Regions from separate parts of the Homo sapiens genome. Here region 1 is linked to region 2. Evidence: read pairs that join two places in POLR2A ChIA-PET (ENCODE). Cell type or tissue: PC-3. All regions are shown on one strand. Links, peaks and the distances in the headings refer to the core of each region. The heading gives the core; the rest is flanking DNA.

Region 1 (15,838 bases), core at 3,755-11,754, 460 kb after region 2:
GAACATGTGGATATAAACATGGAAACGGTAGACATTGGGGACTCCAAAAAGGGAGAAGAGAGAGAGAAAAGGGTTGAAAAACTACCTATTAGGTATTGTCTTTACTATTTGGGTGATGGGTTCAATAGAAGCCCAAACACCAGCCCTACACAATATACCCTTAACAAACTTGTAGATATACTCCCTGAAACTAAATTTTTAAAAAATGAGAGATAGATGGCCTGGGTGCTGATTCTCCCACAGTGCACTTACAGCAGGAAAATGATCCATTGCCTTGGACACCACAACCACTGAAACAGCAAGACATAAGATACACTCTAAATTCATCGAAAACATGAATCATATTATTTTGAAGATTAGAATGAGTAGACATTTTGACATTTATAATGCAAAAAAGGAAAAATAAATTACCTGGGCAATAATTCTATGAAATTGTCATTCTTGCAGCAAGTTTAAAACAAATCATAGACATTCAAAGGGGAAATCGACAGATTATTTACAGTTAAAAAAGAGAGAGGTCTTAGCTAGGGTGAAGACGAAGAAGAACACATCAAACTAAGCACTGTAAAATGCTAAAGGTCTGTTTGATGACCATTTTCAGAATCATCTTGAAAGATGACATGAAATAAGAGAAAAATAGGTAAAGTTCTATCCTTTAGATAGCAAAAAAACTTCTCCTTTTGGCCAAAATAAAAGCAAAACTAAAGAAAAAAATTACTTGCCTCACACAACATTGCCAAATAATGCAGTTTCAAATGTCCAAGAGTACAATTGAATTGGTTGAGAGATTTTAGCTCTTAAGTAAATTAATGTATTTTTTATTTGTTTACTACATTTACAATGATTTTATCTATGAAGATATGTTAATTGAAAATGTTTACAGTTTTTTTTTAGCAAGATACACACCTATGTGAGTTTTTTTTTTTTCAATCTAGTACGATTCACTAGAACGTACAGATGTCTGCAGAGATAGGGAAAAATCTACCAGTGGTTAAAACTCCGTGAGTTATTGCTTACATTAAGGCCATAGGAAACTCTGCTGCGGCCAGTGACTACTGCAATCACTCACCAAGAACACTTCTCTCAAATGGTTTTGTTCATGATATTTCTCAGTTTGTTCTTTGAGGTGGTAAAACTTTACCACAATAAAAATACTAGTTTGAATATGTGTTTGTTAGAAAATTTGAATTAAAATGGAAATGTACTTTGGAAGCTTTCCCTACTACATATTTTCCAGTAGAGTCAGGAGGAGGTGTTGAACAGAATATTTGAACTGAGATTTATTCGTTATTTGTCTTTGTGGAGTGTAAGAAAGATAAGAAAATTAAAAAAAAATGAAATCTTGGAAAATGTGTTTGTTGACCCAGAGCTGGCTTGTTTACCAGATATATATATATATATACACACACACAAACACATGCAAACATATATGTATACACACATACATATACACACATATATATATACACATGCACATATATATATATACACACACAAATATATGTATTTTTTTTTTGATGGAGTCTCGCTCTGTCACCCAGGCTGGAGTGCAGTGGTGCCATCTCTGCTCACTGCAAGCTCCGCCTCCCGGGTTCACACCATTCTCCCACCTCAGCCTCCTAAGTAGCTGGGACTACAGGTGCCCGCCACCAAGCCCAGCTAATTTTTTGTATTTTTAGTAGAGACGGGGTTTCACCATGTTAGCCAGGATGGTCTCGATCTCCTGACCTCGTGATCTGCCCACTTCGGCCTCCCAAAGTGTTGGGATTACAGGCGTGAGCCACCTCGCCTAGGCCGTTTGCCAGATATATTCTTAAGGCTGAATGCCTTGAATCAAGATATGCTCTAACTGTCCATGGCTAGATTGCTGTAGGGATGAAAAATTGGATGAAGAAATTTGACCTCAGAGATTATGAATCATTGGTGACTTTTAATTTGATGCATGTTAAAGTGTTTGTGATAAAACTTAAAAAATGAAACAGCATATTTCATGAACAAAAAGACTGTGAATGAGCTATCTGCAAGACATAGTAGTAAAATCTGATGAATGTATTAGAGACTCTTGTAGTAAAGGCCCCTGCAGTTGGCTGTATAATACAAGTGACCTAAGAGACACGGCTAATGAATTTCTTCAGCAGTGGCCTTAAAACACCAAGAGGCGCGAAACTCAAATGCCCTCAGAGAGACGTAAATTAGTGAGCCTGAGGACATAAGAATGAACACCGTCTAAAGGCCTTTACCTTTCTTGGAAGGTTGTGAGCAGCTGAATTTTGTCCTAAGGTCACCAGTTTGTAACCCTGCATTCCAACCTGCCCTTTGCCTGCCAGCTTTTTGGGGATCCCTCCTCAGTCTTTATTCTGACTTAGCTTAGAAACTCACAGAAAACGTTCGCTGATCCTTGGTGCACGCGTTTTGAGAATCCTAATTTGCATAATAGGCAATTCATATTACCTATTATGCGAATTAGGGTTCTCAAAACGCGTGACACCAAGATGGAACAGAATCAATCTGGATTACTGACTTGTTACTCAGAATTAGCTCTGTGTATAAAGGTATGATTTTCTGAAAGTGCAAGTACAACTTGCATTGAAATGCATTGTCTTTGAAAAATTACATTTGATGAAATCAACCACTGTTCATCTGTTATCCAACAAAAAAATTTAGTTTTGATTTATTTTGTTCTTTCTGAAGATACATAATGTAAAATGTTATTTCAATGAATAACACTTTTCAGTGGGATGCAAACTTCCTGTGTTTTAAACAATCAAGTACCTTCAATGACATGTGAATTTGTATGACCTTAGTATCTTTTTCCCTTCATTCCTGTTACAGTGCCTCAGAGGAAATGTCTGAGAACGCAGCAGGACTCCATACTGATGTAAAGACCTGTGGTAGGAGAAACACAGCCCAGCCCTGAGTCAGACTAAACATGGGAATATTTCTCATGGAATGGGGACAGAGCAGAGGACAAGGTGATAAAGAAATAATATCTCCTGGCCTGGTGCGGTGGCTCATGCCTGTAATCCCAGCACTTTGAGAGGCCAAAGCAGGTGGATCACTTGAGGTCAGGAATTCGAGACCAGCCTGGCCAACATGTCAAAAACCTGTCTATACTAAAAATACAAAAGCCAGGCGTGGGGGCACATGCCTGTAATCTCTGCTACTCAGGTCTGAAGCATGAGAATTACTTGAACCTGGGAGGCAGAGGTTGCAGTAAGCTGACATCGCGCCACTGCACTCCAGCCTGGGCAACAGAGTGAGACTCTGTCTCAAAATAAAAAATAAAATAAAATAAAATAAATAAAATAAAATAAAATAAAGAAATACTTTTCATAAGTCATGTGATCCTTCATACACATTAGAATCCTGTAATAAAATCCTATACTACTTGTTTCAAATAATAAATCAAAGTGTATTTAATGTCATTTAGTCAATGTTAAGGGAACATCTCATTAGGGACCCATGATTTTTTTCTGATAAGCTGCCATCACAGAATGACTTCAAGTCGATGGCCTTTACTGAAATAATTTCTAATATGTATTTTATACAATTCAATCTTAGCTCACGCCATGCTTTATAGATATAAACATATCTGTAATCTGATTATGTCTTTTTCACCCACTTTCTTTCTGTATTTTACACCTTCATGGCTAAACTAACATCAACTTTAAAAATATGGGCCACAGCTCCATCCAACATTAAGGTTTTAATTGTTTTTCTTGCCCTCTTTATATGAGTGGTATTGGTTTCATGTGATCTTAAAAATTTTGCTACTTTATCCGATGTGTATGTGTGTGTGTGGGTGTGGCTGTGTGTGTGGTAATATCTTATATGGGCATCATCTGTCAATCTCAAATTTTATTAGACAATCATGAAAGGGTGTGCTGTTTTGTTTAAAAGTTTATATGTTTAGTTATTGGTCATTGGATTTAAAGAAATCTTAAGATTTCTTTAAATTGAAGAAAAGTTAGGTAAAATGATTAACACTAAAATGATGATTAATGATGATTAATTGTTTAACTAGTCCCATTTTCCCAGTTGCAGAATCACTACATACTATTCTGAATGTAATGTTTGATTAAAGAGATGAGTCAAACTCTCTTGTTTAGTGGTGTAGTTAGAGCAATCACTATTGACTGCTTATCACTTCTAGGCAGTCCTACCCATGAAGAAGAACTGAGAGCTCCTCAATTCAGAGCTTCCAGTGGGTTTTGTGGACACTACCTTTTCCTTTATTCAAAGCCATTTCTAATATAAATGCTTATCATTTATTGTTTACTTATTTATTTACTAGACCTCATGAATTGGATTGGTCATAATCCTTCATTCACAACACATCATCATCCTCTTAGATGTAGGAACTTTCTTTATATAGTTTGTGGGTTTTCTAATGTACTTATTATATAGTTTGTTTCTAATGTACTTATTATATAGTTGGTTTTCTAATGTACTTATTCTTAATTCTATAATCAACAACCCCCAAAGCACTATCTAATCCAAGAGCTAGAATATTCTACCAAAAATACTTTTTCCTAAGCACTTCTCCCAATCCCACATCCCTGCCATTTCTCCAAAAATAACCAATACCTGAATTTTATATCTATTTCCTCCTTGTTCTTTATGTAGGTGAGTTACTGCATACATTTGATGCCTAAAAAATATTGTTTAGTTTTACCAGGTTGTGAGTTTCAAAACAAGAATATCAAACAAGAATATCAAACTGTATGTTGTCTTTTGAGACTTACTTTATTGATTCAGCAAAATGATACTAATGTTTATCCATGTTGTTGCATGTAGCTAAACATACTCTATTGTGAAAAGATACCATAATTTATATATTTTCTGTCTATATGTTTTTGTATTATTTCCATTTTGTTCCTTTATGATCAGTGCTATTGTGTACATGTTTTGGGGGACACATGTACTAAGCTTTTCCTTGAATTGAACTTGGAGTAGAATTGCTAGATTTTAAAGAATGCAAATGTCAGCTGTATATTGTTTTCCAACGCAGTTGTACCAGTTTATATTTCTACCATCAAAGTAAAAGAAAATCCTGGATACACACTCCATCCAACACTTGATATGGCCAGTCTGCTTTATTTTGCTATTGAAAAGTCAAGTTGATATTGTCTTCTTAATTTTCATTTCTTTCATTATCAATAAAGAGGAAGTCAAACTGTCACTGTTTGCTGATGACATGATTGATTGTATACCTAGAAAACCTTAAAGACTTATCTAAAAAGTTCCTAGAACTGGTAAATGAATTCAGCAAAGATTCAGGATACAAAATTAAGTACAGAAATCGGTAGTTCTGCTACACACCAACAGCATCCAAGCTGAGAATCATATCAAGAATTCAAGCCCTTTTACAATAGCTGCAAAAAAGTAAAATAAAATACTTAGGAATATACCTAACCAAAGAGGTGAAAGACCTCTACAAGGAAAACTAGAAAACACTGCTGAAATGAATCACAGATGACACAAACAAATGGAAACACATCCCATGCTCATGGATGGGTGGACTCAATATTGTGAAAATGACCATACTTCCAAAAACAATCTATAAATTCAATGCAATTCCCATTAAAATACCAACATCATTCTTCACAGATCTAGAAAAAACAATCATAGAATTCATATGGAGCCAAAAAAAAAGCCTGCATAGCCAAAGTAAGACTAAGCAAAAAGATCAAATCTGGAGGCATCACATTACCTGACTTCAAACTATACTATAAAGCCATAGTCACCAAAATAGGTTGGTACTGGTATAAAAATAGGCATATAGACCAATGGAAAAGAATAGAGAACCCAGAAATTAAGCCAAATACTTATAGTCAACTGATCTTCGACAAAGCAAACAGAGGCATAAAGGAGGGAAGGACACCCTATTCAACAAATGTTGCTGGGATAATTGGCAAGCCACATGTAGAAGAATAAAACTGGATCCTCATCTCTCACCTTATACAAAAATCAATTCAAGATGGATCAAAGACTTAAATCTAAGGCCTGAACCCATAAACATTTTAGAAGATAACATTGAAAAAACCCTTCTAGACATTGACATAAGCAGACTTCAGATGACCAAGAACCCAGAAGAAAATGCAACATAAACAAAGATAAATAGATGGGACTTAATTAAACTAAAAAGCCTCTGCACAGCAAAATATATAATCAGCAGAGCAAATAGACAACCAACAGAATAGGAGAAAATCTTCACAATCTATACTTTTCACAAAAGACTAATAGCCAGAATCTACAGAGAACTCAAATAAATTAGCAAAAAAACAAAATAAAACAAAACAAAACAAAAAAGAACCAAAAAACAAAACAACAACAAAAAACTCAAAACAAAACAAAAAAAACAAGCAATTCCATCAAAAAGTGGGCTAAGGACATGAATAGACAATTTTCAAAAGAGGATATACAAATGGCCAACAAACATATGAAAAAATGCTAAATATCACTAATGATCAGGGAAATGCAAATCAAAACCACAATGCAATGCCACCTTACTCTTGCAAGAATGGCCATAATCAAAAAATAAAACAAAAAAATAGATGTTGCATGGATGTGGTGAAAGGAAACACTTTTGCACTGTTGGTGGGAATGTAAACTAGAACAATCCTATGAAAAACAGTGTGGAAATTCCTTAAAGAACTACTATAAAATTGGGTCTACCATTTGATCCAGCAATTCCACTCCTGGGTATCTACCCAGAGGAAAGGAAGTCATTATACAAAGAGGATACTTGCACAGGCATGTTTATAGCAGCACAATTCACCATTGCAAAAATATAGAACCAGCCCAAATGCCCATCAATCACCAAGTTGATAAAGAAAAAGGAATACTACTCAGCCATAAAAGGAACAAAATAATGCATCAAGATGGAATTGGAGACCATTATTCTAAGTGAAGTAACTCAGGAATAGAAAGCCAAACAGCATGTGTTCTCACTCATAAGTGGGAGCTAAGCTATAAGGACCCAAATGCATAAGAATGACACAATGGACTTTGAGGACTCAGGGGTAAGGATGAGTGAGGGATAAAAGACTACACATTGGGGCCGGGCGCGGTGGCTCACGCCTGTAATCCCAGCACTTTGGGAGGCCGAGGCGGGCGGATCACGAGGTCAGGAGATCGAGACCATCCCGGCTAAAACGGTGAAACCCCGTCTCTACTAAAAATACAAAAAATTAGCCGGGCGTAGTGGCGGGCGCCTGTAGTCCCAGCTACTTGGGAGGCTGAGGCAGGAGAATGGCGTGAACCCGGGAGGCGGAGCTTGCAGTGAGCCGAGATCCCGCCACTGCACTCCAGCCTGGGCGACAGAGCGAGACTCCGTCTCAAAAAAAAAAAAAAAAAAAAAAAAAGACTACACATTGGGTACAGTGTACACTGCTCAGAAATCACCAATAAAGAACTTAATCATGTAACCAAACACCACCCGTTCCCCAAAAATCTATTGAAATAAAAATTTAATTTAATTAACATATATGTACTGATTCTAGAATGCATATGAAAAGAAAAAAACAAGAGCCAAGGCAACCAAGAAAAAGAAGAGGATGAGTAGGAAGAGGAGGAGGAGGAGAGAGGAGGAGAAGGACAAGTAAGTGGAGAAACCATAAGAAGAAAAAGAAGAGTAAGAAAAAGGGAGGCCATGTGTGGTGGCTTATGCCTGTAATCCCAGCACTTTGGGAGGCTGAGGGGGGCAGATCACCAGAGTTCAGGAGTTTGAGACCAGCCTGGCCAACATGGTGAAACCCTGTCTCTACTAAAAATACAACAAAATTAGCTGGACATAGTGGTGCATGCCTGTAATCCCAGCTACTCAGGAGGTTGACGCAGGACAATTGCTTGAACCCAGGAGGTGGAGGTTGCCGTGAGCCGAGATCATGCCATTGCACTCCAGCCTGGAAAACAAGTGCGAGACTCCATCTCAAAAAAAAAAAAAAAAAAGGGTAGGGAGAAGGAGAAGGAAAAGTTGGCATTACCATTCATAATAGATATCAAGAATTACTATTAAGCTACAGTAATTCATATAACATCAGTCTACAGGTAGATAAATGACCAGTTGAACAGATTAGGGATGTCAAAAACAAATCCATGCATACAAGAAAATGTGACATGGGACATCTCTGGCACTATAAGTCAGTGGGGAAGAAATGAATTATTGAATAAACAGTACTGGGGCATGTGCCCATTTAAATGAAAACAAAATCCACAAAAATCACCCAACATACAAAAATTTGTTCTGGATGGATGAAAGTTTAATATGAAAGTCAAATTATTAAAGAAGAAAATGTACTTCTTTATTATTTCATGATGGACAAACATTTCTTAAATACAAAGGAAAAAGCACAAATCATAAGGAAAAACTTTAATATATTTGACCACATTAAAATCTATTGATCAAAGATGACATTAATAAAGTAGAAAAGGAAAGTCATGAATTGAAGGAAGATAATTGCAGTGCCTGTTACTGACAAATAATTAGTGACCATAAGTATAAAGAATTCCTATAAATTACAAGAGTAACAAATGGCATAAGTAGGTATGTAACAGAAAAGGAAACATGGTTGGCAAAAACTCACAAGTAATAAAAAAAAAAAAAAGCACAGTAAAACCACAATGGGACACTGTTTTCCTCAGAACCAAATTGTCAAAAATCAGGAAGTCTGATAATACCAAGTACTACTGAGCCCATGAAAAGTAATTCGGAATGTATTTTGGCATTATCAAACAAAGCTTGAGATGTATCTAACTTTTAATCTAGGGATTACATTCTGAAAGTTTTTCCTCATAAACATGTACACAAGGAAATGGACAAAAATTTTCATATAATCAAGTTCGATGTATTTTTATAATGAAATATCACAGCCCATTGAAAATGAATTGACATCCAGGTTCATCAACATGAGTGAGTCTCAAGACAGAATGGAGAGGGGAAAAAAGCACATGGGCAAAGAACACGTATTTTATGCTTCATTTTCTATAAAGTTCAAAACTATGCAAAGCTAAATAACACATTATTTAAGGATTCAATCATACTAGGTAACATATTTTTTAAAAATCAAGGAAAGATAAATAAAGAAGTCAGTTTTCTCTGGGAGTACAGATAAGGATCTTTTTAAGGATGGGAACACAAGGAGGCTTTAAAATTACTGGTAATATTTTAAGTTGATCAGTGGATACAACAGTGCAGCAGTGTCTTCATGGACTTGATTCCTCACCCTCATGTGTCCTTAGGATCTTAGACGCTCCTACCTTATGAAAAAATGTTTTAAAAGATGACCTTTTCTTGCTTTTGCATAGTCAGAATTTCATGCCCTTGTTCCATATGGCTTGGGATTGGGAAATATAAAGACGAAGTCTTCCAGCATTTGTAGCCCTGAAAATACTGTGAAAGTTACTAGAGATGCTGCATTAATCATGTGTTTTGTTTTCTGTATTTTGTGAAACCTTGACATATTAAAAGCCTTCCTGGCAGGAGAGAGATTGCCTCTCCCAGGGCTAACCCTTTCTTAAAGCAAAAGCCCGGGCTGGGAGCATGTCTGTCACATACAAACCAGCCAGTCCTGAGTTTTTTAGACTCCACCAACCCGTTATCTAACTCTCATACACAAAGCCAATAATGTATTCCCTGCCCTGAATCCTCCCAGAGCCTGGTACAAGGCAACTAGAGACACCCCTCTAGCCAAAACCCCAGTACTATTTAAACTAGTCAATTCTAATCCCTTTACCTTGCCCGGCCTTGCCTTTTCCATGGAAATCCCAGTAAAGAGTCCAGGCTATGCTTTGCCCTTGCTCCTGTCTTCTGACACTGACCAAAATCTGGTGTCCTGCGGCCCTGCATGGGATGCAGTGATGGCCCTGCTGTAACCTGTGGGTAGAATAAACTGCTTCGTGCCAGGCCTGGCTTTCTTTCGCGGCAACACCGACTTTACACCCAAGATTAACATAGCCAACATTTACAAATGATGCTCCATAATCATTTTCACACTCTTGCATTGTGCAACAAATAAATCAAAATTCTTGAAGCCACAATGTCTCAGTAGTAGCTTTTGTAGAGTTTCAATATTTTGTGCACAGTGCATATCATATATAAAGGTCTCTTTCTATTGGAATTAGAAATATGTGTTTTTCACAGTGAAAGCAACATTTTAGCTTGTTTTTCTTATTTGACTTGTTTCCACATTGGGCCAGGTTGTTTAGGTGACTTGTTGCCAAAAAAAAAAAAAAAAAGATGCCAATTTCTACACATGAGCCAAAGCATTTATATAGAGAAGCTGAATCTCTCTGTGGAAATTCATGGCTTTTGTAAAACCTATTCTGGAAACAAATTGCAAAATCAGTTCAGGATTATTTTCAGTTGGATTAAGAAGCAACTTGTGATCCTGGTGAATCCAAAATCAATGTTATTTTGTTAGAACAAAGGCAGTGCCAGTGGGGAGAGGGAGACAAAGTTTTTCTTCTAATCTTTGACTTAGGTTAAGTTTTACCAAAATAATGTTAAGGAATAAGCAGTGACCTAGTTTACTTTGATTTAATAAAAATTTGGCAAAAGTGTCTAATATGGTTTCTGGCCTGATTTAATTGTGTCTGGGAAGCTGCTAATATCCATCCACATAAAAATCCCTTCCAAGCTGCCAGAATGTCCCGGCTGACTTATTTGGCAGAAAGTAGTTGCCGTGGCCTCAGACATGAACCAGCGAGAAGTTGGACTCTCTCAGTTTATGCAGACCTGACATGTGCCTTCTGGGACAGCCCCTTTGATGGTTATAGTCATCATGGCACATTTTCCACGGGCAAAAAATGTTGTCATAAAAAACACTACAACGATATTTGATGTTAGGGGTGCTATAGTACCTGAGGATGGATTCTAAACTCTAAGTTTCTATGTACCTGTAAGAGGAGGACACAGTTCAGTTTTCAAGAGAGTCAATTACCTGAGTGGTAATGGAAGTGTTACTTTCATTGTAAGCTGTGTGATATCAAAGCATATACATTTGTCCCTATGTATCTGTGAGGGATTGCTTCCACGACGTCGGGAGATATGAAAATCTGCAAATGCTCAAGTCCTGGATATAAAATGATGTAGTATTTGCATGCAACCTACACACATCCTCCTGTATACTTTCGATCATCTCTAGATTACTTATACTACCTAATACAATGTAAATGGTATGTAAATAGTTGTTATACTACATTGTTTAGAGAATAATGACAATAAAGACAAAAAGTCTGTATATGTTTAGTACACATGCAATTCCTTTTCTGAACATTTTTTATCATAGTTTGGTTCATTCCATAGATGCAGACCCCAGGAATACAGAAGGCCAACTGTATTATCCAATAAACACAAAACTTAAAGGTATATCTTGTACTATGTTTGTAAAAATGATCAAAACCATGGAACAAACTAAAACGTTTGCATAACTTCAATGGCAATCATTTTAAAACCCAAATCTAAAACTTTAAGTGCAGATAGGCTTTGTTTAAGATGAGAAATAGAATGAGGGGTTCTGTGTAAGACGAAGGGAAGAGAAGGATCTCCAGCATCCCTTTCTCACACGCCCACCCTTGGCCTTTACCACAAACCATAAAAAGGAGCTACCCTGACTCCCCACTGCAAATGAACTCTGGCTTTCACCCGCAAAGAGAATTCTACTCCAGGGCTCATGGGACGGAGGAGCATAAGGCTAAATGCAACTCAGGTTTATGCGTTTGAGCCAAATAATTGGTGAGTTTGGCCAAGATTCAAGTTCATTCTGAAGCATTAAATCAAAGTGTTAGAGGTTTGCTTCCAACAGTTTGGAAAGCCTCTAGTAGTGAATTACGAATCGGTCAAAGCCCCACTCCCACCCCATAATCAATCTAGTCGAGGTGACAGAGCAAAGTGGTGCCAGGACCTGGCCTGTGTGGCAAAAATAAGCAGAAGAATCAGAACAGTAAATTTCATTGTTAGCAGCTCTTCTGAGCAAACAGGAGGGAACGAAGAAGGAAAGGAATAATATAACAAAGCAGAGACTTGGAAGAGGAAGGATACAGTTATTCCCAAGCAGAGTTGCAGAGAAAGGGTGGGAATCAAAAAGAGGAGGGAATCTCAGCACACCCCAAACTTAGGCTAAATGGTAACAGACATTTGATAGAGGGCTTTAAATTTAAAAACCAACACACAAACAAACAAACAAACAGAAATAAAAACAAACAACAACAACAAAAAAAAAACCCTTAATGTAGGAAGAGAAAACAGAAGAGACAAGAAACCAATTGGAGCAAAGTTACATTCCCCCAAATTTATCGGAAGCGGAAGCTCCCAGGAAGAGATCTGTGAGTACCATGGACTACACTGGCTGGAAAAGTGACATTCCCCCAAATTCATCAGAAGTGGACCCGGAAGAGATCCGTGAGTACCATGGTCTACACTGGCTGGGACGGGGGTGTGGCAAGGAGGAGAAGGAAGGGCTGAGAGGCTAAGATCTTAACTCTTCAGGTTTAAAGCAATGAAGATAACAAAGTTGCTACCTAAAGGAAAACAACACTTTAATTAACTAAATACAAAGCTTTTAATTCACCAGACATAGCATTAAAATATATCATGGGGAAATAAATGTATAAATGTAAATTATACTTTCCAGATCAAGCTAATCTTGATAAACAAAATTCCAGTCTCACAGCTGACAGAACGAGGAGAATATTCAATTAAATCTCAGAATCTTTAGAAATGAAAGGGCAGATGTGAGGAAACCCTAACAAGCACATGCATTGCACCTTCTTTCTGTAAAACATAAATTGGAACGCCTTGATTAACAGTGATGTCAGCTTCTACTTAGTGCCTGCAAAGAAAGTTTCTTTCGTGTGAGAAGTTTACGACGGCTGCCCCAGGATGCTAAATGGGTTTTTATCTCAGGGACAGGGAGGGGTGGCTGGGGAACTAAAGAGTAGTGGATGATCTTAACAAATGAAAAAGGATAATGATACCAATTCAGGCTTCCCAAACAAAGATGACTAACCACACTAAGAGAAAGCTAGCAGTGTGCAAGCACGTGATATACTAAATGTTGTTGTTGTGTGTGTAAAATGACATTTCTAAAAACATTTTGCCTCTATGAGAAAACAAAATATAAATTTGTTCTTTTCTCCTTTCCCTGTGGAAAAGTCTGTACTACTATTAAATAAGGCCAGAACATTTTATCTTTTTATTTGACAGATTCTCCCGCTCTCCTTATTGAAAATAACTTAACTCCAGGAACTGCACAGCCTCTCCACAGATTCTAAATAATCATGACTCCATAGATTATCCACGAGCAGCTGTGAGGGGCACAAAGATTTTCCTAGAACAGAGTGGGGAGCATTCTGCAGCAGCCTAGAGGCAGCTTTTCCCCAGCCCTCAAGTGATTTTTAAGAGCCAGCCGGTCTGGAAAATGTCGAATTTGTTTGTAGGAAAGGTAAACACTGCCAAAATCCACAAGTTCCTTCCGTAGGGGGCTGTAGAGCAAATTGGTCTACAGATTAAGATAGTTGAGACAACTTATGTTGGAGAAGTGAACCCCTTCGGCACTGGGGATTTCCCCCAGAACTGTATTAGAAAGCTGATAAATCTCTGCTGGAGGAATTACGAACTGTATACTCAAGAGGTAAAGGAAATTAGAATGGATCTCTTCTATAAATATCTTAGACAAAGTGAATTTTTAAGTGAAAAAGTAGGCCGGGAGGTTTAGTGAATTGGGTTAAATGTCTCAGCCACAAGGGCTAGATTGCTTGTTCTGTGTGACTTCACTGTGATTAGAACTATACGAAATGGTTTCATAGGTGATTGGTTACAAGTCAAGTAAAATGCTTTGATTAAAGTGGAACTGGTAAAAATTTCCTGCATGTCCTGTAATTGGAGCTGCCAAATAAATGCATGATGCCAGCTAAATTTGAATTTCAGATACACAATAAATATTTTTTTAGTACAAGCATGTCCTAAGCATTGCACATGACATACTTATACGAAAAAATTATTCAATGTTTATCTGAAATTCAAATCAAACTGCGCATTCTCTATTTTTATTTGCTGAATCTGGCAAGCTCACCAGTAACACATATAAAATAGGCCCATGTTTTTCACACTCCCACTCTCAAACTCACACTGAATTCATATTTGAATAAGTATGGCCAGGCTCTATGTCTAGAACCATTAAGATTAAGTATTATTTATGAGATGAAAATCCAGGCAGGGTTTTCTATGTAGTTAATTCTAAGAGTTACTTTGGGGAATTGAGTTTCTTAAGGTTTCTTCTAGGTTGTATTTTATAACTATCCAGGGAGTTTTTAAGAATCCCTATGTCCCGGATTCAGCTCAAACTAATGAAGCTAGAACCCCTGAATAGGACCCAGGCCTCTCTCCTTTTTAAAGCTTCCTGGCAACACCAAAGTGCTGCCAAGGTGAGAATCACTGCTCTAGATGGGTTGGTACCAACCTGCCAATCTGTGATCACAAAAACAAAAACAAAAAGGTGACTATTGCTTGCATTGCTGAATGTCATTTCAGTTAGCAGAAAATGTAGTAGCTTTTTTTTTTCTCCTTCCATGTCTGTAATTCAAAAGAACATACACAGCCACTGAAGGGAGCTAAATGGAGGTGTGAAGAATAGTGAAGAGAAGAAGGTCTGTAAAAAATTTCTAAACAATATCTTCAAATATAGCAGGCATATAAAGACTGTATCAGGCTGGGTTTTATTGGCACAGCTGTTAAGTTAAACATCCACAAATCTACGCTCTTATCAAGGGATTAAAACTATATAGAAACATACATGTTTACTTTCACAGTGCATAGAGAGTCACAAAGTGTATATTTCAAGGACATAGTACTCCACTGTTTGATTTTGTTTTTTCTAAAAATATTTCCTATCAGTGTCAGTTATAGAACTCTGAAAAATGACAGAAACACCCAGCCAAATTTACTATTTTTTATTCAAATCATGGGTTCCTTTCAATTCCAATGTGCTGTTAAAACTACTACATGTTGCAAAGATCACTAAGGTTGGTTTATTTCAGCAAATGTAACTGACAGCTGAGGCAAATGTAATGCCTGAAGACTAATACAGGAAAATTCTTTCTGGGTTTGTCCTAGAAGTGGACTGATAAGCCTGCTGCAGTGATGTATGCTTTCAAGCATTCCTTGTCAGAAAGCCCCAAGAATTTTTATATTATTAAAACCCCAGTCCCAGTACTTGCAAGGAGAGTTCCAAAGCAAGCTTCCGTATCTTATCACATACCACTGGCCCCACAGTGCATTTTGACACAAAGTATATTTACTTTCAACACTGACACATTCCCATTGCTCTACTCATGCCTCTCCTGGATTTAAGAATGCCATATACACTTTTCAACAAGTTGTTTTGTAATTTCAGTCCTCAAAATGCTAAAGAGTTCTAAAAAGAATAGAGTTAACCAAATCTTTCATTAGTACTAGAGAACTGATTGTCCCTATACACAGCGCTGATAGAATTTTTGGTTTGCCTGGTGTAGAAATCAAGAAATTATTTCATGTTTTATTTCATCTCCGCTCCCTTGTGATACTAAATACTGTCTATATTTAAATTCAAGGTATTTTCCTTTGCTGGAATTGTGCCTTCTATATTAGGGGGCACACATTGGTTAAGTGAAAAAAGGAGTTGTCTGTCATCAGATTCACCCCAAAATGCATATGATTCCTATGATCCTGTCCTTCTATACTTCTCTGTTCTTGTTCTATGTGTTCTCAAGCAATGCTCTCATCCACCTCAAACTCTTACATCTTCTCCTATGTATTACTCCCAAATGTGTATTTCCATCTCTAAAATATCTTCTAAGT
Region 2 (15,838 bases), core at 5,366-13,365:
ATGATGTGGTTGGATTTGTGTCTACCATTTTATTTGTTTTCTTGTTTCTTTTGTAGTTTTTGTCCTTCTGTTTCTCTTTTGCTGCCTTCTTTGGAATTAAATGAAGTCTTGTTTTAACATTCTATTTTAATCATTTACATTTTGACTATAATTATTTGCATTTCTTTTTTTTTTTGAGATGGGGTCTTGCTTTGTCATCCAGGCTGGAGTACAGTGGCGCCATCTTGGCTCACTCCAACCTCCACCTTCTGGGTTTAAGCGATTCTCCTGGTTCAGCCTCCTGAGTAGCTGGGACTATAGGCGCGTGCCACCACGCCCAGCTAATTTTTTGTATTTTTAGTAGAGATGGGGTTTCACCATGTTAGGGAGGATGGTCTGGATCTCTTGACCTTGTGATCCACCTGCATTAGCCTCCCAAAGTGCTGGTATTGCAGGCGTGAGCCACTGTGCCCAGCCAATTATTTGCTTTTCTTTTTCTTTTTTCTTTTCTTTCTCTTTTCTTTTTTTTTTTCTTTTCTTTTTTTGGAGACGGAATCCCCCTCTCTTGCCCAGGCTGGAGTGCAGAGGTGCGATCTCGGCTCACCACAACCTCTGCCTCTTGGGTTCAAGCCATTCTCCTGCCTCAGCCTCCCAATCCTGGGTTCAAGTGATTCTCCTGCCTCAGCCTCCTGAGTAGCTGGGACTTTAGGTGCGGCCACCACACCCAGCTAATTTTGTACGTTTAGTAGAGACAGGATTTCACTATGTTGACCAGGCTGGTTTTGAACACCTGACCTTATGGTCCGCCTGCCTCAGCCTCCCAAAGTGCTGAGATTACAGGTGTGAGCCACCCCTCCTGGCCTGTTTGCATTTCTCTTTTTTTTTTTTTTTTTTTGAGGCAGAGTTTTGCTCTGTCACCCAGGCTAGAGTGAAGTGGCATGATCTCAGCTCACTGCAACCTCCACCTCCCGGGTTCAAGCAATTCTCCTTCCTCAGCCTCCTGAGTAGCTGGGATTATAGGTGCCCACCACCGTGCCTGGCTAATTTTTGTATTTTTAGTAGAGACGGGGTTTCACCATCTTGGCCAGGCTGGTCTGGAGCGCCTGACCTCGTGATCCATCTGCCTTGGCCTCCCCAGGTGCTGGGATTACAGGCATGAACCACTGCGCCAGACCACCTATTTGCATTTCTTAATGGCTGTTCTATGATTAACAATAGATAACTTTTCACAGTCTCTGTAGTTAATATTGTACCACTTCATGCAAAATATAGAAACATTGTAAGCACTCACCACTTAATTTTCCATTCTTCAATCTATATTTGTCATGTATATTACAAGTAAGTATATTATAAACCCCACATTACAATATTATCATTTTTATTTAAATAGTTATATGTGTTTCTTTAAATAAGAGCTAATAATTATCACCTTATACATTTATTTGGATATTTACCATTTCTGATGCTCTTCATTTCTTCCTGAAGATTTGAGTTTCTACCTGGTGGTGTTTTTCCTCAAATGAAAGAACTTCTTTTCTTGAAAACAATTTCTTTGGTAACAAATTGTCTTGTTTTATTTTATCTAAATATATATTTATTTACCTTCATTCTTACAAGATATCTTTGTTGGAGGTAAAATTTATCATTGACAGGTTTTTTGTTTAATTTGTTTGGGCTTGTTTTTTAGTAATTTAAAATTGTTATCTTCCATCTTCCATGGTCCAAAGGAAATGCCAGCCAACACTTTAGTCACTAGTATCTTGCTTATAATGTGGCTACTTTAAAGATTTTCTCTCTGTTTTAAAGCAGGTTGACTGGGATGCACCAGTGCAAGGTTTTCTTCATATTTATCCTCTTTGGGATTCATTGTACTTATTAACTATGTAAATGTATCTTTTTCAGCAAATTTGAGATAGTTTCAACCTAATTTCTTCAAATATGTTAACTTCTTCTGGGACTCCAGTTACACACTTTAGACATTTTGATATCATCCCATGGGCCTTCAAAGCCCTGTTCTTTTTTTTTTTTTTTTTTTGACGGATTCTTGCTCTGTCATCCAGGCTGGAGTGCAGTGGTGCGATCTCGGCTCACTGCAACCTCTGCCTCTCGGGTTCAAGCAATTCTCCTGCCTCTGCGTCCTGAGTAGCTGGGACTATAGGCTCCCGTCACCACACCTGGCTAATTTTTTGTATTTTTAGTAAAGACGGGGTTTCATCATATTAGCCAGGATGGTCTCTATCTCCTGACCTTGTGATCCGCCTGCCTCAGCCTCCCAAAGTGCTGGGATTACAGGTGTGAGCCACCGCTCCTGGCCCCTGTTCATATTTTATTCCAATCTTTCTTTTTCTTTTTTTAAATTCATATTGTGTAATTTCTACTAGAATTTTCATGTTCTCTGACTTATTACTCTGTCATTTTTATTTTTTAACACTTTTAATTATGTGATCCTGTCTTCTATAGTTTCTAATTTGCAGTTAGGAGATACTAAGGTGATTCATTGTTTAAATTTTTCTTATTGTATTTTTCACTTCTGGAATTTCTATTTTGTTCTTTTTATAGTTTATTTCTTTGCTGATACATGCTGTTTTTGTAAGCCTATTTTACTTTATATCAATTAGCATGAATAGGATCCCTTTGTCCTATTTTTGTTTCTAAGGTCTGGTTCACCTTAGATTTGTTCTCACTGGTTGCCTTTTCTCTTAAATTGCAAAAACCTTAAGGTAGTTGATTTTGCTGGACTCAAGCAAATACTGTTTCTTTGGCAGCAGCTAAAATTATAACTCAGTGCTTTTATTTTTAACTAGGCTGTTTAGAGTTAGACACCCAGCATAGACTGCAGACTTCTCCCAGATTAAAAGTTGAAGAAGAGACAAAGAAGGAAGGAGAGGAAGGAAAGAGAAAGAAAGGGAAAGAGACAGAAAGAAGGAAAGAAGGATGAAAAGTAGGAAGGAGGGAAAGAAAGAGCAGAAGAAAGAATAGAAAGGAAGGAGAAAGAAGAAAAAGAAGGAAGGAAGGAAGGAAAGAGAGGAAAGAAGGAAGGAAAGAAAGAAAGAAGAAAAGTAGAAAGAGAAAGGAAAGGAAAAAAGAAAGAAAGAAAAGAAGGAAGGAAAAAAGGAGGGAGGGAAGGAGGGAGGGAAGGAAGGAAGGAAAGAAGGAAGCCCAGTGCGGTGGCTCACGCCTGTAATCCCAGCACTTTGGGAGGCTGAGACGGGCGGATCACCAGGTCAGGAGATAGAGACCATCCTGGCTTACATGGTGAAACCCCATCTCTACTAAAAATACAAAAAACTAGCCAGGTGTGGTGGTGGGTGCCTGTAGTCCTAGCTACTCAGGAGGCTGAGGCAGGAGAATGGCATGAACCCAGTAGGTGGAGCTTGCAATGAGCTGAGACCGCGCCGTTGCACTCCAGCCTGGACGACAGTGTGAGATTCTGCCTCAAAAGAAAAAAAAAAATGGAAAGAAAGAAAGAAAGGAAAAAGAAAGAAAGAGAGAAAGAAAGAAAGAGAAAGAAAAAGAGAAAAAGAAAGAGAAAGAAAAAAGAAAGAGAAAGAAAGAAAGGAAGGAAGGGAGGGAAAAAGGAGCAAAGGAAGGAAAGAGAGAAAGAAAGAAAGAAAAGAAGAAAGGTTACTGCCATTCTTTTCTTCTGTGTATCAACTTCTACCTAGAATCTGCTTGTTTTTCACTTTCTTCTCTTCAGGTTTCTTGTACTTATTCCAGAGTTTATTGTTGTTATTTTCTAGAAAGTTAGTCTAGTAGAAGATTGCATGAGTATAAATGAAGTAGAATTTTCATTTTCATGTACTTTCTTTTAGGAATCTTTTGATGTAATAAAGAAGTAAAATATATATCACAGGATGATAAGTGTTGTAGCTGAATAGACAGTATGAAAAGGGAATAGGAAGAGTCTACACGGTACAACTTCAGATAGGACAGTCAGCGAATTAAATATTTAAATTATGACCTGAAGAAAGTGAAGAAGTGAGCATAAGAATATCTGATGGAAATATGTTCCTTGCAAAGAGAGTAGCCAAAGCAAAGACATGAGGCATGAGCCTGACTTGTGTGTTAAACAAACCACAAAATTTTAAAAAATCCATAATGCAGTTGGAAGAAGCAAGGAGAGTGAGAATGTTAGGAAATAACATCAGAAATCACCTCTGCGTGGAGCCTTGGAGGTCATGTAAAAATAGCCTTTCACTCTGGGCTAGTAGGACAGCCAATAGATTGTTTTGAACAAACAAGTCCCAGGCTCTGTTCTGTTTTGATTCTACTGCCAACGCTATTGGAAATATACTGTGAAGAGGGAAGAAAATTGGATGAGGAGAAGTCACAAAAAGAAATTTTAGGAAGATATTATAATAATTCAAGCAAAAGTTATTCAAGCAAAAGCCTGGTGGCTTGGACCAGAATAATAACAGTAGATGAGTGACCAGTTTCTGGAGTGCACTTTTGCTCATCAAAAGAGCACAACAAAGCTTCCCATATACTGGCTGGTCACCTGTATCTTCCATCTCTATCGTGTCAAAGGTAGCAAAAAGCCGTCAAGTTATTAAGTATAGTAAAACATTAACCAAAATCAATTCTATGCATACCACAAAACTGAACATATTGAGTCTTCTTTGAATATGTTTAGTTAACATTTGTCACATTGTACTAGGGCTCAGAAAGTTCAAAAAATTGTCCATGTTTACAAGAACACAAAAAAAATAGAGAATATGGAGCCACATGTACCAATCACACATTCATCATTATCACTTTTTGATTATCCTTCTTTATTATCCTGCTTTATCACCACCTCACCCACTCCCCGACACACTGCCTATAGACACATATATGTGTGCGTGTGTGTTTTCTTTTCTTTGTTGAGATGGAATCTCCCTATGTCACCCAGACAGGAGTGCAGTGGCATGATCTTAGCTCACTGCAACCTCCGCCTCCCGGGTTCAAGCGATTCTCCTGCCTCAGCCTCCCAAGTAGCTGGGATTACAGGAGGCCCGCCACCGTGCCTGGCTAATTTTTTTTTTTTTTTTTGTATTTTTAGTAGAGACAGCATTTCACTATGTTGGCCAAGCTGGTCTTGAAATCCTGGCCTCAGGTGATCCACCCACCTCAGCCTCCCAAAGTGCTGGGATTACAGGCATGAGCCACCATGCCCATCCAATGTGTGTGTGTTCTTAATATTTCCAAATAATTTCAGACGTTCAGAAAAGTTGCAGTAATAGTCTAAACTTTGTTTCCTGAATCATCCAAGATCAGGCTGCAGACACATGCATTGATCCTTCAGTGCTCACAACCCACGAATAACACTTTCCTGTGTAGCCACATCACAACCAAAATCAGGAAGTAATCACTGTACTTCCATCCAATCTTAACTTCTCACATTTATTTTAGTTTCCTCACCATCTTTAATGGAGAAACATTCTAACTAAGAATCACTTGTTATACCTTGTGATCATGTGTTCCCAATCTCTTTCCATGTAGAATATTTCCTTAATTTTCTCTTCACTTTCAAACCCTTGAAACATTTTTTTAAAAAAGATGGAATCTCACTATGTTGTCCAGGGTGGTGTTGAACTCCTGGTCTCAAGCAATTCTTCTGCCTTGATCTCCCCAGTGGCTGAGATTACAGGCTCGAGCCACCATGCCTGGCTTCCTTGACACCTTCAAAGGTGTCAAGACACCTTGAAGTATGTTCCTTAATGTTTATCTTTCTGATGTTTCCTCATGAGCAGATTCAGGCTGTGCACTTTGGTGGGGGATATCACAGAAGTGATTTGATGTCTTCCCACTTGGCACACAAGTTAGCTTTGTCCCGTTACAGGTGATGTTAACTTCAATTGGTTGGTGAAGTGTTGACTCCTTGGTGTTCCCACTGCATATCTCCCATTTACTTCAATAGCATTTTATATGTACATACCTTAAAAACATGGGAACGTGTCTCTAGCATCTATTTCTACTATGCTTGTCAAATGGTAATCTTCCAAATTCACCGTTCACTTTACATTTATTAGTTGGTATTATACTCTAAGGAAAAGCTTTCTTCTCCTCACTTATTTATTCATCTATTTTATATCAGTATGAACTCACAGAATATCATTATATTCAACAGGTTATAACCTGTTGCTCTCATCATTTATTTTGATACCCAAATTGCCCCAGATTTGTCTAATAAAACAAAGCTCCTTCAAATTGGTTTCTATCTTCTTTTTGACATAACCTCAGCCCTCTGGGAGCACTTAAGATATCCAGGCTCATCTTGTACTTTCCTTGTCCAACCTTTGAATTATTCATTTCTCTAAGGAGCCCTTGTTCCTTTCAATGGATAGTAGTATTCAGAAACCAAAATTGAGTTGGAAATATATCTACACACCCACCACCAACATTAATATTTTGCTTGACTTTCTGTCTATACTTACATGTTGAAAACCATGGGCCGGGCGCGTTGGCTCACGCCTGTAATCCCAGTACTTTGGGAGGCTGAGGCAGGCAGATCACAGAGGTCAGGAGATCAAGACCATCCTGGCCAACATGGTGAAACCCCGTCTCTATTAAAAAGATAAAAATTAGCTGGGCGTGGTGGCACGTGCCTGTAGTCCCAGCTACTTGGGAGGCTGAGTCAGGATAATCGCTTCAACCTGGGAGGCAGAGGTTGCAGTGAGCTGACATTGCGCCACTGCACTCCAGCCTGGTGACAGAGTGAGACTGTCTCAAAAACAAACAAACAGAAAGAAAACCGTGAGTTCACATCCCCAATTCCAATTCAACACTGCAGGCTTCATTCTAGTTGTTTTTCCTTTTCCATATTTGTAATTTTCTTCTCCTGTAGTGCAAAACTTGTCTTTCATTATCTTCGGTATGCTTGCTATTTGCTCAGTTCCCCTAATTGTAATTGTTTCCGTTCCTCAGTGGGTCACTGATCTAGACTGTCTGCCTCCTGTGGACTCTCCTCTCTCCTAAGCCACTTCCATCCACTCAGTCACTTTCCTCCCCTGGGTGGCACCCTCCAGCCAGGCTGTTCCTGTCTCACTTTACCACTTTCCTCTCAAGGTTCTGATTCCAGCCCTCCCACACTTCCTCTAATTCTTTCTCACTCAGGATTTTGGGCTGAATGTTCAAAGAAGAAGGAAAGAAAAAAGGAAGGAAGACTTGTTTTCAAATCTGATTCTTTGGACCCCTTTAGAGTGTTACACTGTGCTATGATATTCCATAAAATATATTATTATGGGATAAGTATTCCACCAGGCAGTTCAATTAAGAAGTTCTGCTCTCAATTCTTGTAAAAAGATTTTTAAAAAATCATGGATGGAGAAGTTACACTGATGTCTGTGAATGAATACAGTAGGGATGCTATTCATTGCCTTTCCCTCAAGAAAGCACAATGGTCTGGGAGTGCACCCCAGTTAATAATCCACATAGGCACAGACTGGTAGGGGTCATTTGTAAATGTGTTTCTGTGGCATCCACCACAATCCTGCAGACATCTGTTTTTAACTATAATTACACGAAAATACTAACATATTGATGGCTATTCGATGTGACCATACATATCCATTATACTATTTAATAACCTTTTAGTGATCAGATGAGAGTCCTTGTAGCACTAACAGAAAGAATATTTCTATAGTAATATAAATTGCCTCATCGTTAGATATTGAAGAATCTGAAATTCTGTCCAGAATAGTGCTTTGTATTTATTTAAATTAAGCCTAAATTTGTTTTTAGTGAATGTATTTTATTTTGTTAGTAGATATATGAAATAATTTTACATATCTATGGGGTACAGAGTGATACTATAATATATATAAAAAATGTAATGATCAAATCAGAGTAATTAGCATATCCATCATCTCAAACATTTATCATTTCTATATGTTATGAGCATTCAAAATCCTCTCTTCTGGCTTTTTGAAAATATGCAATAAACGATTGTTAACCCATATTCCCCCTACAGTGCTAAAAAACACCAGAGCTTATTCCTCCTAGTTAGCTGTAACTATGTATCTTTAACCAACCTCTCCCTCTCCTCTACCCACCTCTCCTTCCCAACCTCTAAGAATTACAATTCTACTCTCTACGTCTTCAAGCGCAATCTTTTAAGCCCTTACATATAAATGAGAACATGTGATATTTACAGTTCTACACCTGACTTATTTCACTACAGATAATGTTCTCCAAACTCATCCATGTTGCCACAAATGACAGAATTTAATTCTTTTTTATGCCTGAATAGTATTTTATTGTGTATAAATAGCACATTTTCTTTACTCTTTCATTTGTTGTTGGACAAAAATGCATTTTTTTTGTGGCTTGCAGTAGTCTGTTGATTATGTGTATCTCTTCCTTTGAGGACCATTTTATTATTTATTTATTTATTTATTTACATATTTTTGAGATGGAGTCTCACTCTGTCACCCAGACTGGAGTGCAGCAGTGTCATCTCAGCTCACTGCAACTTCTGTCTCCTGGGTTCAAGCAATACTCGTGCCTCAGCCCCCTCAAGTAGTGGGTGCATGCCACCACGCCTGGCTAATTTTTGTAGTTTTGGGTAGAGATGAGATTTCACCATGTTGCCCAGACTGGTCGTTTAACAGACTTCATCTGAAGTCTTTTAACTCATTTAACAGACTTCATCTGAAGTCTTTTAACTGATTTAACAGACTTCATCTGAAGTCTTTTGTTGTTGTTTTTTGAGATGGAGTCTTGCTGTTGTCACCCGGGCTAGAGGACAATGGTCCAGTCTTGGCTCATTGCAATCTCCGCCTCCCGGGTTCTAGCAATTCTCCTCCCTCAGCCTCCCAAGTAGCTGAGATTACAGGCGTCTGCCACCATGCCCGGCTAATTTTTGTATTTTTGGTAGAGACAGGGTTTCATCATGTTGGCCAGGCTGATCTCAAACTCCTGACCTCGCCACCCGCCTCAGCCTCCCAAAGTGCTGGAATTACAGGCATGAGCCACTGCGCCTGGCCTCATCTGAAGTCTTGCTGGGCATATTTAACAGGATATGAATCAGTGGAAGACCAAAACCATGTCTAATTTATCTTCTATGTCTTTACCATGAATCAGATCTCACACATAGTAAATATTTGATAACTGCATCATGAACACTCATCCTCTTTGCCTCAAGAAGTTAATAAACTTCTAGTAGTACTTACCATACTGAGCAAGAAGCACTAGCTATGATGGCATAATTATTAACGTCTCCCACTCCATAGAGTCCACATTTAATCCATGAACAGATCCACCATTGCCTATCTTCATGGCTCCAGTCATAGTGCCCCTCTTGTCTGACCTGATCCATTGCAATAATTTATCATCGATTCTCTCTCCCTCTGGTCCTGACTCACTCCACAAAAGTCTCTGGAACTGCTGCCATAGTTTGTCTTCCATAAAGAATATCTCTTAGTCCAAACCCATAGAAAGTACGCCACCAATGCTAAGCCCCAACGTAGACCATAGACTTTGGGTAACTATGATGTGTTGATTTAGGTTGAGCAATTGTGGAAAATGTACCACTTTGGTGGGGAACGTTGATAATGGGGGAGGCTGTGTATGTGGGGAAAGGTGTGGGGTGTGGAGGTATATAGGGAATCTCTATACCTTCCTCTCCACTTTGCTGTGAACCTAAAACTGCTCTAAAAAAGTTTAAAATTAAATTAATGGAAGATTAAAATAGATGAATTTTTGAATGGGAAAAATACTTATAAGAAAGTGGAAGAAAACTTAGGAAAATATTTATGTTATTGGGAGTTAGAAGTATAAGAAATTTTCATTTCTATGCTCTGAGTTTAGAATAAAGTTGTCACATATGGCCTCATAAGTTGTGCACTGCACAACTCCAGGAGGCCCCATTAGTTCTTCTTCATACCTCCAGCTTGTACAGCCTCCTTTACTGCCCACGGCTTCTAAAAGGCATGTATATCACTCTTGTGTAATTAAACAAATAAATGCAGTTTTAAAATATGTTCCTTAAAAATTAGGATCATCCTATTGTCTCTTTTAAAATCTTTCAATGATTTTTCTTTCTCAAAAGGGCAAAGTCTAAATTCCTATCCTTACAGAATCGAGACCAATTTTAATTTGGCCTCTGAACCTCTGGCCTGTTCTCTCTGTACTCTTTCTGCTTTCTAACCTGCCCTGCCAAAACAGCTGTCTTTTCACAGCTGAGACACATAGCCCAATATCTCTGTCCTTGCTGTTTCCCCTGTCCATATGCTTTTACTACCTCCTCATCTTTTGAGACTTGGCTAGGATGTTTTCTAGTGATGAATTCTTTTTGGCCTCACTCCCTGCTCTGTCAGTAGGATTGAGTGAGTGCTCCCTTCTTAGGGGCCTCCTATATATTCTACCACAGGACATAAATACTCTTCTCACTTACTTTTCATAGGTCTGTACCCTAATAAGAGATGGTGGGCCAGACGTGGTGGCTGATGCCTGTATTCCCAGCCCTTTGGGAGGCCGAGGCAGGCGAATCACGAGGTCAAGAGACTGAGATCATCCTGGCCAACATGGTGAAACCCGATCTTTACAAAAAATACAAAAAATTAGCTGGGCTTTGTGGCACACGCCTGCAGTCCCAGCTACTTGGAGGCTGAGGCAGGAGAATCACTTGAACCTGGGAGGCAGAGGTTGCAGTGAACCGAGATCGTGCCACTGCACTCCAGCCTGGTGACAGAGAGAGACTCCATCTCAAATAAATAAATAAATAAATAAGGCCGGCCGTGGTGGCTCATGCCTGTAATCTCAGCACTTTGGGAGGCCGAGGCAGGTGGATCACGAGGTCAGGAGATGGAGACCATCCTGGCTAACACAGTGAAACCCCGTCTCTACTAAAAAATACAAAAAATTAGCCGGGCGTGGTGGCGGGCGCCTGTGGTCCCAGCTACTCGGGAGGCTGAGGCAGGAGAATGGCGTGAACCTGGGAGGCGGAGCTTGCAGTGAGCCGAGATTGCGCCACTGCACTCCAGCCTGGGTGACAGAGCGAGATTCTGTCTCAAAATAAATAAATAAATAAGTAAATAAATAAACAAATAAATAAATAAAAAGAGATGGTGCCTTCCTTGAGGTTAAATATAATCTCCTTTTGTTCTTTTTAAAAATTAATACATCGATTCTATCCCAGTGTCATACATTTGTCTTAGATAGTGCTCAATGAATATATGTCAAAAGAATTAAAAAATAAATGAGGAAACAGAAGAAGAAAGAAAAAAAGAAGATGGTCTGCTTCTATAGCTCACATTTAACACTGTATTTCACTAAGAAACCCAACATAGAGAAGACGTGTGATGCGTCATGTAGGCTAACTGGTGTATTTTGATTCAATATACCCTCAAAATAAGTTCATAAGTGAGCTTCATGAATGAGATATAGACCTCTGAAGACCTGATACTTTACCAACATTAACTGAATTTTTATGCAGTGGTGATGATACCAAGGCAAGGCACCCTGAGTACCTATGTGTGGATCTCAGAGATTAACGGTATAGACCCTGGTCGGTCCCCCTAAGTTTAAACCATAGCTCCATTATTAACCATCTAAATAAACCTAGCCCAGCTAAGAAATTTTCTCATTTGTTAATTAAAATGAAATGAGTGTCTACCCTCAAAGGTAATGTTAAAGATTTAATTAAACTATGCAATGCCCTTGTCTATTGATATCAATGGAAATTTAATTAAAACATGCAATTGTTGTTATAAATGGATTGAAATAAAATGATTATTTCCCACATCCATTTTTTTAAAATGGAAAAACACTTTTACTTAAGTTGTTCATTTCTAGGCAGTAAAAACATGGGAATTTGTTATATTTACTCACAAGATACAGATATCAATCTTCCACATTTTTCTTTCCTACAAAAGATATCGTGGCTTATGTTTATTGTTTATCTCATTCCCACATTTTAACTTTAACATATTTTGAAGAATAAATATTTTAAGAAAATAATTATGGTAAGAAAATAATTATGGTAACAAAATATTTAACTAAATTAATTCAGCATCTATAAAGAAATTCATTCTCCAACAAAGAAGGAGATCTTTCCTAGAAAAATTCCACAAATTTACCAATAAAATTAAGTTTTAAAATTAATGATAATTCCTATCTCTTTAGTAGACAAAAATACCTTTTGTCTGTGATTTGAACTTCAGATGATACAGCTTCATTCATACTGAAGTTAGTGTTTTTTTTCAATAGGAAGAATTCCATGATTTCAGAATTTTTACTTAACAATTATTATTCCATTCCTAATTCAACTTTGGGAGAAGTGTTTAAAATGACAGCACCCTGAGGAGCAGACATATGTATGTCTAGAAATCTAGATTCCTGCGTAACATTGCTATGCAATAAACGTGACGTGAGATTAACTAAGGTTTGTTTCCTCTTTAATATTATGGCTATGGAATAAAATTCTTATCGAAAGCAACCCTTAATTTCATTGAGCACTAATTAGCTTATAAATTCTGATTTACACTGTAAAACCTTACACAATACCCAGGAAAGGCTTGCTGTTTATTAGTCTGTTCTCACACTGCTAGAAAGAACTGCCCAAGACCAGGTAATTTGTAAAGAAAAGAGGTTTAATTGTCTCATAGTTCCACATGGCTGGGGAGGCCTCAGGAAACTTTCAATCATGGCAGAAGGTGAAGCAGGCACATCTTACATGGCAGCAGGCAAGAGAGCATGTCAAGAAAGTGAAGGGGAAAAAAACCCTTATAAAACCATCAGATCTTGTGAGCACTCACTCACTATCATTAGAACAGCATAGGGGAAACAGCCCCCATGATCCAGTTACCTCCCACCAGGTCTCTCCTTCAACACCTGGGGATTACAATTCTAGATGATATTTGGGTGGGGACAAAGAGCCTAACCATAGCACTGTTGTTTAAGTAGACACGTTCAATGATTAGTTGTCTTTCCTGTATATGGTCCATTTATAGCTTCATCAGATGGGTTCTTCCTTTGGCTGATTTCTTTCTATTATGCAGTTTGCTAAACCACACTTTGGCTCACTTAGACATCCAGAAGCATGTCCTTCTTGCTAATGGACCTTTTTTGCTGCAACTGTTGAAGAAATATTCCAGCCAAATGGGAAGAAGCCCAGAGCACCTCCCCTTAGGCTAACTCCTGCCTCTGCTTTTCCTGCTTGGGTCAGTCAGCCACAGCTTGAAATTCCTGAGGTTTTGCAAAATGTCCCTTTTAGTCCTTGAAGAGCTATTATTTTGTGAAACAGTTCCCAATTTAGCTTAGGCAGAACAGTGGTCTAGAGATGTGCACCACAGAGTGATTTTATATATAAGGATGTGTGGGGGAAACTGTCTTAAACTACATCTTACTTGACACATACATGGAAATTTACATGTACTTTGCTATATTATAGATTCTGAGAAGTTCTGCAGTAAAGAAACAGGTTTAACTTTGTGAAGTTTTCCAAATTATTTCACTAGTTACTTTTGTAGCATCTGTTATTATGCATACACTCTGAGAAGTAGAGGCTCTAGAACATGTGGGAAGCCTGCATTTTTATATTTCATCCCAATTGGATACACCGCAAATCCCTGGCTAAAGAGAAGGCATTATTTAAATGCAGAAGCTTATGTATCCAAAAGCAATAATTCAAAGAGGAAGTCAATGAGTGCTTTTTCTGAAAAAATGGGCACTTGTAAAATGACACAGCCCCATTTTAGAGTTAATTTTTCTGCATATATAATCACTCTGAATGAATTGAAGGGAGCAGAGAAAGTGTACCAGTGTGTTAAAAATATCTTTGTAACTCTAAAAGATGTGATCACAGATATGTTTTATCAAATCATTCAAGAAAAGAAAGGAAAAGAAGGACTTTTATTGAATAAATGAAAAAGGACATGAGTGTGTAAGCAAATGCAAATGGAAGCAATCAGATAAACCCAAGTGCCCCTGCTTGTAAAGACAAAAGAAAAAAACGTAAGTTAAATAATTAGGTGGACTTACCTTGAAAGCATATTTCAATGCTCCATTTCTGACAACTTACCATAAACCAAAGGTGAAAGGATAATATTGCCTTTCTAATTTTAATTCCGTGTTTGAATGAGGCAGAACTGGAGATTTGCCAACAATTGCTGCAAATCTTTTTCCATTCATAGTGTTTCCCTTGGTCATTTATAAGGGCAAAACATATAGAAATAGGCAACAGGAAGCAGATATCAGAAAATGCAGGAAGTAATTATTGAGCAGGAAAGATTGAAGGAAATAAATTGTTTTTGTTTAGTTTTCTTTGTCTTCCATGGTGTTCCTCTAGGTTTGAGGCATCAGCAGTCATGAAGGAAATAAATTTGTAATTGCAGAAGAGTTATTGTTTACATAGTGTCGGCATTACATTTCATTTACAACACATTTATTTTTAAAAACAGAGATAATCATTTTCCTGAATTGAATACAGTTTGCAAAAAATGTGTCTTACAGGACCTACAGATTTTATTGATTTTTTTTTGGAAATTAACATAAGGAAGAAAAATTCTACCTGAAAAGATGGTAAGACTTTTATGCCCTGGGTTGTATAGCCTGGGTTTTAACAAAAGACAGTCACAGAAGAAATGAAAAGTATTTAACTATGACAATATTTTGAATATAAAATCTCTGTCACCTGAACAAGATAAACTCAGGTGATGAAAGGTATTTTCATCATTAGTGAAATGATTTTCAGATTAGAAGAAGAATGAATTTGTTATGATATTTAGAATTACATTTTTACTTTTGTCATTTAATATTTGAATATTCTTCTTTGTTCATTATCCCCAATGTTTATATAACCAATCATCAGGATAGTATGTGATCCATTTCACTCATCTCAAATAGAGTTGGAATTTTTAAAAACATGATGTTTTTGGCCGGGCACGGTGGCTCACGCTTGTAATCCCAGCACTTTGGGAGGCGGAGGCGGGCGGATCACCTGAGGTCGGGAGTTCGCGACCAACCTGACCAACATGGAGAAACCCCATCTCTACTAAAAATACAAAATTAGCCAGGTGTGGCGGCATGTGCCTGTAATCCCAGCTACTCGGGAGGCTGAGGCAGGAGAATCGCTTGAACCCGAGAGGTGGAAGTTGTGGTGAGCTGAGATCGAGCCATTGCACTCCAGCCTGAGCAACAAGAGCGAAACTCCATCTCCAAAAAAAAAAAAAAAAAAATTAGCCGGGCATGGTGGCATGTGCCCGTAGCCCCAGCCACTGCACTCCAGCCTGGGCAACAGAGCCAGACTCTGTTTAAAAAACAAAAACAAAAACAAAAACAAACAAAAAAAACGGTGTTTTTACCTCCACATAACCATTTTAAAGCTGTGAAATTGACTAGACACCTGATTTGGTGTCTAGCCCCCATAAGGCACAAATTGTCAAGTTGGATAGTAAAGAGCTGAAAAGAGTTCTGCACTGGAGTCCAGGGTGTCCAGTCCTAACAATAGGAGCTTGGACATAACTTCCTGTGCCTCAATGTCATGCTCTGTCAGGTCCTGCAGCACAAGGGAATGAACCCTGGCTTGGAGTCAGGTAGCCTTGAGTTTGCATTCTAGCTCTGCACCTACCGACCATGTGACTTTGGACAACTTAAAAATTTATCAAGCAGGTTTTGGACTTCTCATCTGTGAAATGGGGACAACAGTGTCTATCTCAAAGAGTTGTAGTAGAAATTAAGTGAGATAATGGAAAAAGCAGTTTGCATAATGTTTGGTACATTGCTAGTATATCTTTACTTGTATTGGCTTCAAAACTAGGACATTTCGTGCCTTAGTCTATTTGTGCTGATACAACTAAATACCACAAAATGGATCATTTGTAATGAGTAGAAATGTATTTTCTCATAACTCTGGAGATTGGGAAGTCCAAGATCAAGG

The links. Peaks named below come from ENCODE experiments on the same cell type or tissue, not always from the same donor. Only the 100,000 strongest peaks of a DNase experiment are listed, where the experiment ranks them.
Region 1: POLR2A ChIA-PET joins it to region 2 with 18 read pairs; 2 of 35 experiments call an interaction of 5 or more read pairs at or near these places.

The regions. Positions count from the first base shown.
Region 1 is chr10:36,114,483-36,130,320 of GRCh38, reverse strand. No RefSeq gene overlaps it. Among named protein-coding and RNA genes, the nearest start is that of LINC02630, 220 kb to the right of the region's middle. In PC-3, for the core only: no CTCF peak of the experiment used is centred there; a DNase peak (open chromatin) is centred at 4,040; H3K27ac peaks cover 878 bases.
Region 2 is chr10:36,571,673-36,587,510 of GRCh38, reverse strand. No RefSeq gene overlaps it. Among named protein-coding and RNA genes, the nearest start is that of ANKRD30A, 550 kb to the left of the region's middle. In PC-3, for the core only: a CTCF peak has its summit at 6,970; a DNase peak (open chromatin) is centred at 9,030; H3K27ac peaks cover 2,622 bases.